Linked DNA regions of Homo sapiens: region 1 is linked to region 2. A link is an interaction called in ENCODE POLR2A ChIA-PET data of the cell type or tissue named here. Cell type or tissue: OCI-LY7. All regions are shown on one strand. Each heading gives the region's core, and the rest is flanking DNA. Links, peaks and the distances in the headings are about the cores only.

What was found. Peaks named below come from ENCODE experiments on the same cell type or tissue, not always from the same donor. Only the 100,000 strongest peaks of a DNase experiment are listed, where the experiment ranks them.
Region 1: POLR2A ChIA-PET joins it to region 2 with 8 read pairs; 3 of 35 experiments call an interaction of 5 or more read pairs at or near these places.

What each region holds. Positions count from the first base shown.
Region 1 is chr10:88,078,181-88,083,567 of GRCh38, reverse strand. It overlaps LOC105378415 (a long non-coding RNA gene), which reads left to right. Exons shown (of 6, transcript XR_007062225.1): 4 at 728-786; 5 at 3,031-4,184. Among named protein-coding and RNA genes, the nearest start is that of PTEN, 220 kb to the right of the region's middle. RefSeq lists an enhancer at 3,062-3,356. In OCI-LY7, for the core only: no CTCF peak of the experiment used is centred there; DNase peaks (open chromatin) are centred at 617, 2,839 and 3,157; H3K4me3 peaks cover 2,586 bases; H3K27ac peaks cover 2,909 bases.
Region 2 is chr10:88,024,774-88,030,160 of GRCh38, reverse strand. No RefSeq gene overlaps it. Among named protein-coding and RNA genes, the nearest start is that of PTEN, 160 kb to the right of the region's middle. RefSeq lists a silencer at 2,505-2,554. In OCI-LY7, for the core only: no CTCF peak of the experiment used is centred there; DNase peaks (open chromatin) are centred at 1,390, 1,870 and 2,480; H3K4me3 peaks cover 1,156 bases; H3K27ac peaks cover 1,915 bases.

The sequences.
Region 1 (5,387 bases), core at 252-5,251, 53 kb before region 2:
CACATTCTAAAAAATAATTTTATCTGATTTTTTTTTTAATGTGGCTACTAGGAATTTTTAAATTGCTTTTGTTGTCATATTGCATTTCTATTGGACAGAGCTTCTCTAGAGAAAGAGAGATGAGAAAACATTTCTTTCAAACCAGAGCCCCAAAGTTTTAAACAGATATCACAGTGGCCCATATTTGGAAGGAAGGGACAATTAAAAAGAGAATCTTCCTTCATTACATGAGAAAAAAACTATTATATTAAAACCTGAAGTGGTAGACACCTGAGTAATATCAGGAATTGTGAAAAAGAAGCACAATTTCTCTTCTTCCACAGATAGCTGTAATGTTCCTCCTTGCAGTATTTTCAACCATGAGGGAGTTGTAGATTACAGAGACAGCTTCCTTTAGACTGACTTGCCTGGCAGATCAGCTAAACTGGTAATGAAATGATGATAGTGACTATAAATTATTGTGTTCTTCTGAAGTACCTTTCCTCTATAGATCTTGCAAGATTTCACAAATGCTAATTAAATCTTTCACAATATCCTACAAGGTCAAAAACTTAACTTCCGTTTGAGTGGTGAGAAAGCAGAGACTATGGTGATTTGCCTAAGGCCACAGAGCAAACCAGCCAAGACTAAGCAGGGAGGGTGCACAGTCCCTCAGCTGGGCTGCTAATCCAGATGGCTTCTCTTAAGGTGCCAGCCAGGCAATCACAAAATTATTCTTTCTTTCCAGAGTGCCAGCACCCACTAACCTGTAAATAGCACCTTGTTCAGGGGGAGTGATATTCTTTGGTAAGTGACCGTAAACTGATTATACCAAGTCCTTCAATGGAGAGATGGTGGTTAAAAAGCAAAACTGAGGCTGGTAAATTTTTACCATTTCTTTGTAGACTGTATGATTTGGGGCCTTGCTGCTCAAAATGTGGTCAGCAGCATTGACATCACCTGGGATCTCATTACAAATGCAGAATCTCAGACCTCACTCCAGATGTGCTGGATGAGAATGGCCATTTTCACAAGCTCCCCAGGATATGTGTGCCTGTTAAAGTTTGAGAAGCACTGATCGGAGGACTTCGGTTATAATCCCACCTCCTTCTATAAGTGATTAAAGAAAATTCACTTATACTCTCCTTTGAACAGCTGTATGCTTCTCAATTTCTCTCTCTCTCTCTCTCTCTCACACACACACACACACACACACACTTTATTTTTCAATCTCTATAGACTTGCTTCTTTGTAAGGCTCTCAATTTCTCCTCCCCAGTGACACAAGCTTGCATGTGGATATAGCTCGTCATGGTGCCTATTTATCTTCAACTTTATGCAACCTTAGCACTCTTTTACTCAGAAACCTTTTGACTGGGAGAGCAGGGCAAACTCAAATCCCTACAGAGACCAGGAAGGCAGCATGGATGAGTGCAGAAAGCTACATTTGTTTCAGAAAGGAATCAGTGTATATTCTTTCAGCAGACACATTTAGTTTGTTTCTTATAAGCCACTAGAAGAGTCATTACTTTCACAAAGTCATATGCTTATTCCCATTTTTCATAAAATATGGCCTATCTTCAGTTTTCCCAGTTTTGATACAGAAAAAAATATAAGAAAGATTTTCTATTTCCTATAACTATAAAAGCCCACTAATAGCACCAGCACAGCCACCCCTGGGCTTCACACAGGGAGTGGCAGGAGCTGTGCAGATGGAGAGTGCATACTGGTGTGAAGGGGGCAATGGATCTCAGCTCCAGCCATTGTCTTCATGCAGGAATTTGGGACCATTTTACCGGATCCTCCCATTTCTTCAAGAGAAGCCGGAAATCTGGATTTCTATGTGAAATCTCCCACTTTTTTATGCTGGCAACTAATTTTCTTTAAACACTGTGCCAAACAAAACATACCTGCAGGCCAAAATCTACACCCTCTGGGCTGGATTTCAATGTCTCTTAAACTCTCAACAGAGAGCATCTTACTGTTTCAGTTCAGGGTAGATGTCTACCCATGGTCCCATCGAGTGGGGTCTGGATATGGAATCAGCTAGAAGAAGCATAGTCTATGCCCATTCTTTCAGCAGGGACTGTGGGCAGGAAACCATTTCCAAAGAAGCAGGCATGAGTTGGTGGCCATACAAATATATATGTTATATTGATAAATATAAAAACAGGAGATTCTGGGGGACCACAAGTTTTTACAAATTAGGCTTATTTTAGGATAAATTCACCCTTGTTAGTGTGCAGTTCTGTGAGTTTTGATATACATATGCAGTCAAGTAACCACTCCCACAATTAAGATACAGAATAATTCCATCACCCCCCAAATTTCTTGTATGCCCCTTTATAGCTAGCCCCTGACCCTAACCTCTGGCAATCACTAATATATTCTCTTTTTCTATAGGCTTGCTTTTTTTCAAAATGTCATATACATGGAATCACACAGTTTATAGCCTTTTGAGTCTGGCTTATTTTACTCAGCATAATGCCTTTGAGCTTTAACCATGTAATTTCATGTATCAGTAGTTCATTCCTATGTATTGCTAAGTAATTTTCCACTGTATAGATGCACCACAGTTTGTTTATCCATTCACCAATTAAAGCCATAATCAACTTCCATGTAGAAGTTTGTGTGTGAACACAGTTTTAATTTATTTGGGGTTACTACCTAGGAGTGAGATTCTGGGTCTTATGGTAAGCATACATTTTACTAAGAAACTATAAAACTCTTTTCCAAAGTGGCTGAACCATTTGACATTTCTAACAGCAATATTTGAAAGTTCCCATTGCTCTGTATCCTCTCCAGTACTTACATGCTCAGCATTTTGGTTTGGTCTGGTTTCATTGTTTCTGAGCTCTTCTGATAGATGTGGAGTACACCCCCATTTTGGATGAATTGTGCCAAATGTGTAGACCATCCTCAAAATCTAAGGTCTCAGTAAAAACAATTAAACATGATTTCTGATATAATGTCTTATCCTTGAAAACCCTGACCCATCCATCTTCAGCACATTCACATGTGTAATAAGGTAAGTGATTTTTAATTCCACCAGGTTTAAAGACCCCTGACGTGACTTATTGCCATTCTGCTACTGAGCCTTGAGAGATTATGGTAAGTGCCAAGAAAAAAAAAATGACTTTGAACTGCTCTTTCACCAGTTAAAAATAACACTGAAACCAAATGTAAACATAAAAGAAGTGGTCAGATTCGGGTTACATATTAACGGTGTTTGGTCAGGCTGGAGCTGAGGCACAGCAGCAGAGAATGCCTTTTACTTATCACTGTTTCCAAACCTCCCTACCTGGACTAGGCTTGACTGGATTTACAAGAGACCTTTTGAAAAGATGCAGAGAAGGCAAGCAGCACACATTTCCTGGTAATAAATTTTAAAGGTTGCTAAAACATTCCAGAGATTTTCACTCAACATTCCTCTGGCCAACACATCTGCAATCTGCCAATCCTTAAAAATAGGTGTTTTTGCATTTTAATCTCACAAACATCTTTGAAAATGCATTTCTTCTCTGCCCCTGTGTTGGACAAATCCAGCTTTTTCCATTTTCTAAAAACCACAGAAATATAATGCTGCTTAATTCATACAAGACTGAGCTAACTGGAGTTAAAATAAAATTTCTGAGAGTTTGTTTGGCTCACTCTTCCCTACCAGATGATTCCATTCTTAAAACGGTCCTGTGATTATATTCTCTCATTACAGAGGTGTCCAGAAAAAAAATAAGGAGTGCAGTTCTGAAATTATATAAAAGCAAAATTATTACTCTAAACGTAAGAGCTGTGATAGATCGTGTCATTGACCATGGTTCTTTTCCCCTGACACACACGTCCCCACCACCCACCCACTGTATCCATATGCCTTTTGCCATATGACTTTGCAGCTCTCCCCACTAAAGGGGCAGCCATGCGATTTGCTTTGGCCAATGAAATGAGGCAGTAGTGGTGGTATCCTAGTTCTGAGCCTAGGTCTCAAGAAGTCTTATGTGTTTCTGCTTATCCTCTTATACCTCTGCCATCACCATGAGCCAAACATCCCCCAAGTAGCCCACTGGTCCCAGGACAAGGAGGGAGACATGAAGCAGAGCTCATCCAGCTGCTGCAGCCCCACTTGACCCAGAGACCTACACTGGGAAGCAGAGCTGCCCAGTCAAGTCCAACCTGGATGTGTGGAACCCCAGCCAACCTGATGCATGAGCAGTAAGTGTCTTTTTTAGCCACTGAGATTTGGACTGGTTTGCTTAGAAGCAAAAACTAACTGATATAAGTACATCCCTGAATTGTTGGCTTTACCTAAATATATATATATATTTATATATACAATATAAAAAGATACATAATATATATAAATATATATTTTATATATATATATATATATATATATCAGTTACTTAGCATTTTAGAACTCTGCATGCTTTCTACATGAGGTTACTTCCAAAGGCAAAAGGTGCTTTAAAAAATTGTAAAAGGAGAAACTTAATAGAAATACCAGCGTCTGTTGGAAGAAAATCTCTCATAGTTCCATGTTGCCTCATTCTGCAAGCAAGCCAACTCTTGATCCCCATCACCCCTGATGGATGGGGCTGGAGTTGAAGTTGCTATCATGCCATAGACTGTTCTATGTACAATTCTTCCTCTTGCATCATTCCGCTTTCTATGGTAGTGGTCCTCAACCAGATCAGTTTAGCACCCCAAAGCATATTGATAATATCCAGAAACATTTTTGATTGTCACAGCTGGGTCGGAGAGAGCATATTATTGGTATCTACTGGGTAGAAGTCAAGGATGCTGCTAAACCCTACAATGCACAGGACAGTACCCAACAACAAAGAAAAAATCTGGCCCAAAATGTCAATATTGCCAAGGTTGAGAGACCCTATCCTCTGATTTAAGTTGAAATTATTTTTTGATTCTTCCCCCTTATAAGAGTATGTAAGTTTGAGGAATTGCATGACAAGAGCTTATTAAATACAGAAAAAAAATCCTTTTTAAAAAAATCCAGACCAACTTTTCTATATGTAATGTGCAATATATATGAATGTATATCATTCAAGGTATAAATGACTTTTTCACAAATATCTCAAATAAGAAAAAGTTGAAGAAAACCTTTGGATATTTCTATATATCTAGAAGCAATTACTAGTACCTCAAATCAGCTGTCAAGAAAATACTTCATTTTAAACATTTTTGAATAAATAAACAAATATGCAAAGGCATCCTTTGCTGATGAGCCTCCACTCCACCCAACCCCCACCCCAAGGGCATTAGAGATTTATAATGCAGCAGTTGCAACGATCTGGGGCATGAGGCCATTTTGAATGAAATTGCTGTGTTATGACAATATCCTTTGGTGTTTCAGTAACTAAACCCTCTTAATGACATCCTAGGGAGATCAGCTTAATA
Region 2 (5,387 bases), core at 158-5,157:
AATGCTTTCTCTTTGTTTCAAATTTTTATTTTATACTTGCTGGAGAAGCCCTTTAAGACTTGTTGGGACGTAGACTTTTATTACATGTCACTCTTGTACACATAAAAAAGAAAATAAATGTATTAAGAAATTCCTAAACATATCTCTTCATTCAGAGTCTAACTCTTCCACATCACTGTTTATATTTTTCTCCTCACTATTTTTCTCTGTTGGTGATGAAACATTTCTTACTAGTATCCTCACTCTTGACTCCAGGTTTTCTTCCAAGATGTTGTCACCCATTGTTAAAGGTTTAATGTGAGCCAGGCGCAGTGGCTCATGCCTGTAATCCCAGCACTTTGGGAGGCCGAGGCAGGCGGATCATGAGGTCAGGAGATCGAGACCACGGTGAAACCCCGTCTCTACTAAAAATACAAAAAATTAGCCAGGTGCGGTGGCGGGCGCCTGTAGTCCCAGCTACTCAGGAGGCTGAGGCAGGAGAATGGCGTGAACCCGGGAAGCGGAGCTTCCAGTGAGCTGAGATTGTGCCACTGCACTCCAGCCTGGGCGACAGAGGGAGACTCCGTCTCAAAGAAAAAAAAAAACAAAAAAAACAAAAAGGTTTAATGTGAGTGCGCTCTTGCTTGGCATGTACTAACATGCAATGCTTTTTAACATAACTCTGTATCGCAGTTTCGTATACTTATAGTAATTTAATTCTCTTACTCTGTATGACACTGTAGCTTTGAAGTGATTCTTATAATTTTTTTTTGCTTTACTATATTTACACTCCACTACTGTTTCTGAGCCTTTCTGTTCATTATAAGTTTTCATTTCATTGCTGAAACTCAGGATAATCTTTTTGAAAATATTGCAAACAGCAACTAAACTCTGCCTGGGTAATACCAACAGTGCATATTATTCAACTAAAGAGGTAACAATATCTAAATACCTATGACCATGTTCACACACATACAGACAATGGCAAATAAATCAGCACTGCCACCCAGCAAATAGCAATTCAAACATGCCATCAATTATTAGATCCACATTTCAGAGATGTTAGCATACAAAAAGGCATGTATTGGAATTAATAAAATATGGTAATTTGAGTTAAAGGAAAATGTAAAGTACATTTTTTACACACCTGAACTTATAGAACAAAGTTATACCCATTACACTGGTGTAAGGCCCTCCCCATACAGCAAAGAGAGACTATCACTTGCATTTTAAATGCATCCAGTTAAGAGTTTCATTAGCAGGCTGGCCACAGGATAAGGTCCAAAGTCCTTAGTCTAATATGATCTCATGATCTCTGGCTGGAATAGGTTAAGCAGGAACAGGATCCCTGAGCTGCTGACATGAAAAGGAAGGTTATATGGCTTCACACAGGAAGTGTCACAGCATGCATTTTTCTGTCTCATCAAAGAAGACATTTTCAGCCTGGCCCTTAATCAGGTAGTGAGTCTTCCTGACGAAGAGCAGACTATAAACTTGCTTTCACCATGTGGCTGCAGCACAGTCTTTAAAAATGTATTTTCATATATATATAAAAGTTTTTATATTAAAAAATGTACATATACAGGTAAAGAGAGGATAGACATGTGCCTAACAGCTTAGGCTTCTAGTCCAACCAATATGTATTTGAGTCCCAGATCTGCACTTATTTATTGTATGACAAGTTGTTTAATTTCTGTGTGGCAGAGACTGGCTAGATACTCACCAAAATTGTTTCCTCTTCTCCTAGGTGTATAAGAAGATTATATTTCCCAGCCCCCTTGCATTTCAACAAAGGCATGTAATTGATTCCTGGCCAATAAAATTTGAGCAGAAGGAATACACTACTTCTAGGCCTGGGTTCTAAACCCTTTTGTATGATCTCCACTTCCTCTCTCCTTTGTCTTGTCAGTGCCACCAGATTCAGAGGACCTAAGGGAGGATTCTGAGACCCATATGAAAGGAGCCTGAATCCGTGAATAACTATGTGGAGTAGACACCCTTGACCACTAAGGTACATGGACATGAGCAATAAAATAAGGCTTTGTGTGTTACAGTAGTTATCACACTCTATTTAATACATGCTGTATACCTCAGCTTCTTCACCTGTGGAAAATATTAAGTTAATTACTCAAAGGAGTAGCACAATGCCTTTTACATAGTAAGTACTAAATAGTAGAAGCTATGTTACTATTGCTGTAGATATCATCCTTGTTATTACTGAGGCAAAGAACTCAGGTATAGATGTTGAACAAGCAGGCAGTTTTTTGCGCATATATTAGAGGGAAGTAAAACTTTTCTAAATATCAACTGGTGCAGACTTATGTAAAGTGAAATTTGAGCAATCACATTTCAGACACCAAGAATCATCCGCAAATAGTAAGTAATAAAGACCCTGAAAGAAGGAAGTGACTGATTCCTGAGCAGGCAGCGTAGGTTAAGGACAAGTGTCGGTTAAGGACCAGCATCAGAGTCAGAAGGAGGTCAGCAGAAGCTGGGAGAAGAGGAATCCAGATCAGGCCAGAACAGAAACTGCTCCCCAGGGCCACACTGGGCAATGTTTCTCAACAGTGCTCCAGGGAAGAGGAAGTAGTTGTCATCATCAAAATTCTACCCCCTGAACATAGAATGGTTAAATTAAAATAGAATTAAATACATGTAGTTCTTATTGTTTCCATAAAATTATCAGAGACCATCCTGGTAACTGCTATAGAGACATCCCCCACCTGCCATTTGGATTTGATTCTCGTAAATAAAATGAATCCTTCTTGTCAAACATTGCTTTAACAAGCTTTATTTCTTTTGTGATTTTTTGTTGTTGTTGTTGTTTGTTTGTTTTTGTTTTTGTTTTTGTTTTGTTTTTGAGACAAAGTCTTGCTCTTGTCCCCAAGGCTGTAGTGCAATGGCACTATCTCGGCTCACTGCAACCTCCGTCTCCCAGGTTCAAGTGATTCTCCTGCCTCAGCCTGCCAAGTAGCTGGGATTACAGGCGCCCGCCACCACGCCCAGCTAATTTTTGTATTTTTAGTAGAGATGAGGTTTCACCATGTTGGCCAGGCTGGTCTCGAACTCCTGACCTCAGGTGATCTGCCTGCCTCAGCTTCCCAAAGTGCTGGGATTACAGGCGTGAGCCACCGTGCCCGGCCACAAGCTTTATTTCCTTTTTTTTTTTTTTTGAGACGGAGTCTGGCTCTGTCGCCCAGTCTGGAGTGCAGTGGCGCAATCTAGGCTCACTGCAAGCTCCACTTCCCAGGTTCACACCATTCTCCTGCCTCAGCCTCCCTAGTAGCTGGGACTACAGGTGCCCACCACCACGCCCAGCTAATTTTTTGTATTTTCAGTAGAGACAGGGTTTCGCCGTGTTAGCCAGGATGGTCTCGATCTCCTGACCTCATGATCCTCCCGCCTCAGCCTCCCAAAGTGCTGGGACTACAGGAGTGAGCCACCGCGCCCGGCCCACAAGCTTTATTTCTAATTGTGTGTGCAACACATTCTACTGGCATTTGAGACTTTGCCAAGTCAATCTTGTCAGTTGTTTATTCATTCACTCATTCATTCATTCAAACATTTATTGAGCACCTACTCTGTGCCAAGCACTGTGTTACCAGATATATAGCAGCAGCAAAACAAATACAGCTTCTGCCCTCATTGTTCTTAATAGGGGGCAGGGGAGACAGACCAGAAAAAGGTAAACAAATAACAAATAAAGGTATAATTACATATGTAGGAAAGTAATCTGAATGTGAAAAAAAATGAAATCATTAAGTTTCTGATAGAGAAGAACAAGAGGGACTGGATTTAGAGAGAGCACGTGGGGAACCCCGCCTGAGGAGATGATGTTTAAGCATAAATATGAAGAAACAGGAGTTGACCAGGGGTAAAGTACTCCAAACCATAAAGAAGGATCTTGGGCAAGGCAAGAAGCATTTCAACAATTGCAAAGAAGCTACTGTAATTGGAGCCCAAGAGTGAGCAAAGGTGAATGCGGTGCAAGATGGGATTGGAAAGGTAAGGAAGTACTAGACTGTGCAGGGTCACAAACAAAGCTGGGGTCTAAGCCAAAGACATAGTTGGGGTCCTTTCCAAGTGCAACAAAAACCACAGGAGGGTTTTAAGTGGATGCTGTCATATGATCTGGCTTACAATGTTTAAAGTTCATTCAAGATTGCCAAGTGGAGAACTGGCTAAAGGAGACAAGAGAAGAAGCAAGCAGACCCATTAGGAGGAGGCTGTTTCCATTCTCAAGCACACGCTGGTGGCAAGCTGGATGAGCAAGGGGCAGAGATAGTGACAGAAAGGACATAGTGAGAGATATTTTGGAGGTAAATACTTCAGAACTTGCAGATGTGAGAGTGAGGGCAACAGAAGGATGAATGTCAACCCTCAGATTTTCTGTTTAACCAGCTGGGCATATAAATGTGAATTTTACTGAGATGGGAAAAGATGGAGAATAAAGTGGATTAGGGAACAGAGAAATCAGAAATTCCATTTTGGACTTGTTACTTGGGAGCTATCAAGGAAGCCTGGTGTCCCAGCACTTCTTTCTGAGCTTTCTTCCCATTCTTCCCTAACAATAACTCTCTGATAATCAATTTGGACTTTTTCCTGTCCCCCAAAGGCCTCCAACAGTAGGAAAAATCTTTCTCTCTGCATGATTTTACTCCCTATTTTCTACCTACCAAAATCGTATTGATCTACTCCCACCCTGCATTTACCATCAAGTTATTTATATCATTCATTTGAAGCGCCACATGACAGTAATGAATGGGAGTTACGAGTAAAAACTTTGGATTCACTCACATCTGGGTTTTAACCCTGGCTCTGCTATTTGCTGGTTGTATGATAAATTGAGCAAACCATTTAACCTCTTTGAGCCTCAGTTTATTATCTGTAAAATGACATAGTCAACCCACCATGGCAGACACTGCTATTTATGTTCCCAATGTAAGTTCTCTCCTCATTTTTCCTTCTTATAGAGCCCCAGTTTTGTTCAGGGTAACAATGTGCCCAGCTAAAATGCTCAAGCAACTGGCTTCCTTAAAGCTGATGGTAGCCTACTGACATTGTTCTGGCTAATAGTATATAAGAGGAAGTATTCTTGAATTTCTGGGAAAACATTCCTTTTCTTATATAAGTGCCCCACGCCCGTTACACCATCCTTCATCCTGCTTTACACACAGATGTGATGCTTGAATGGGCAGCAACTATGACTGTGGAGCTAAGGGCTGTAGAGCAGAAATATGGAGGAGACTGTGTCCCAGGTGGTCCTAACCAGGGCAACAAACTCTAGGCTTTTTGTAGCATGATATAAATAACCTCCTTACTTGTTTAAGCCAGTATATATTTTTTTGGCTTTTCTGTTGCCAGTCAGCAAATACATTTTAACAAACCCATCTACTTCATGGGCTGAT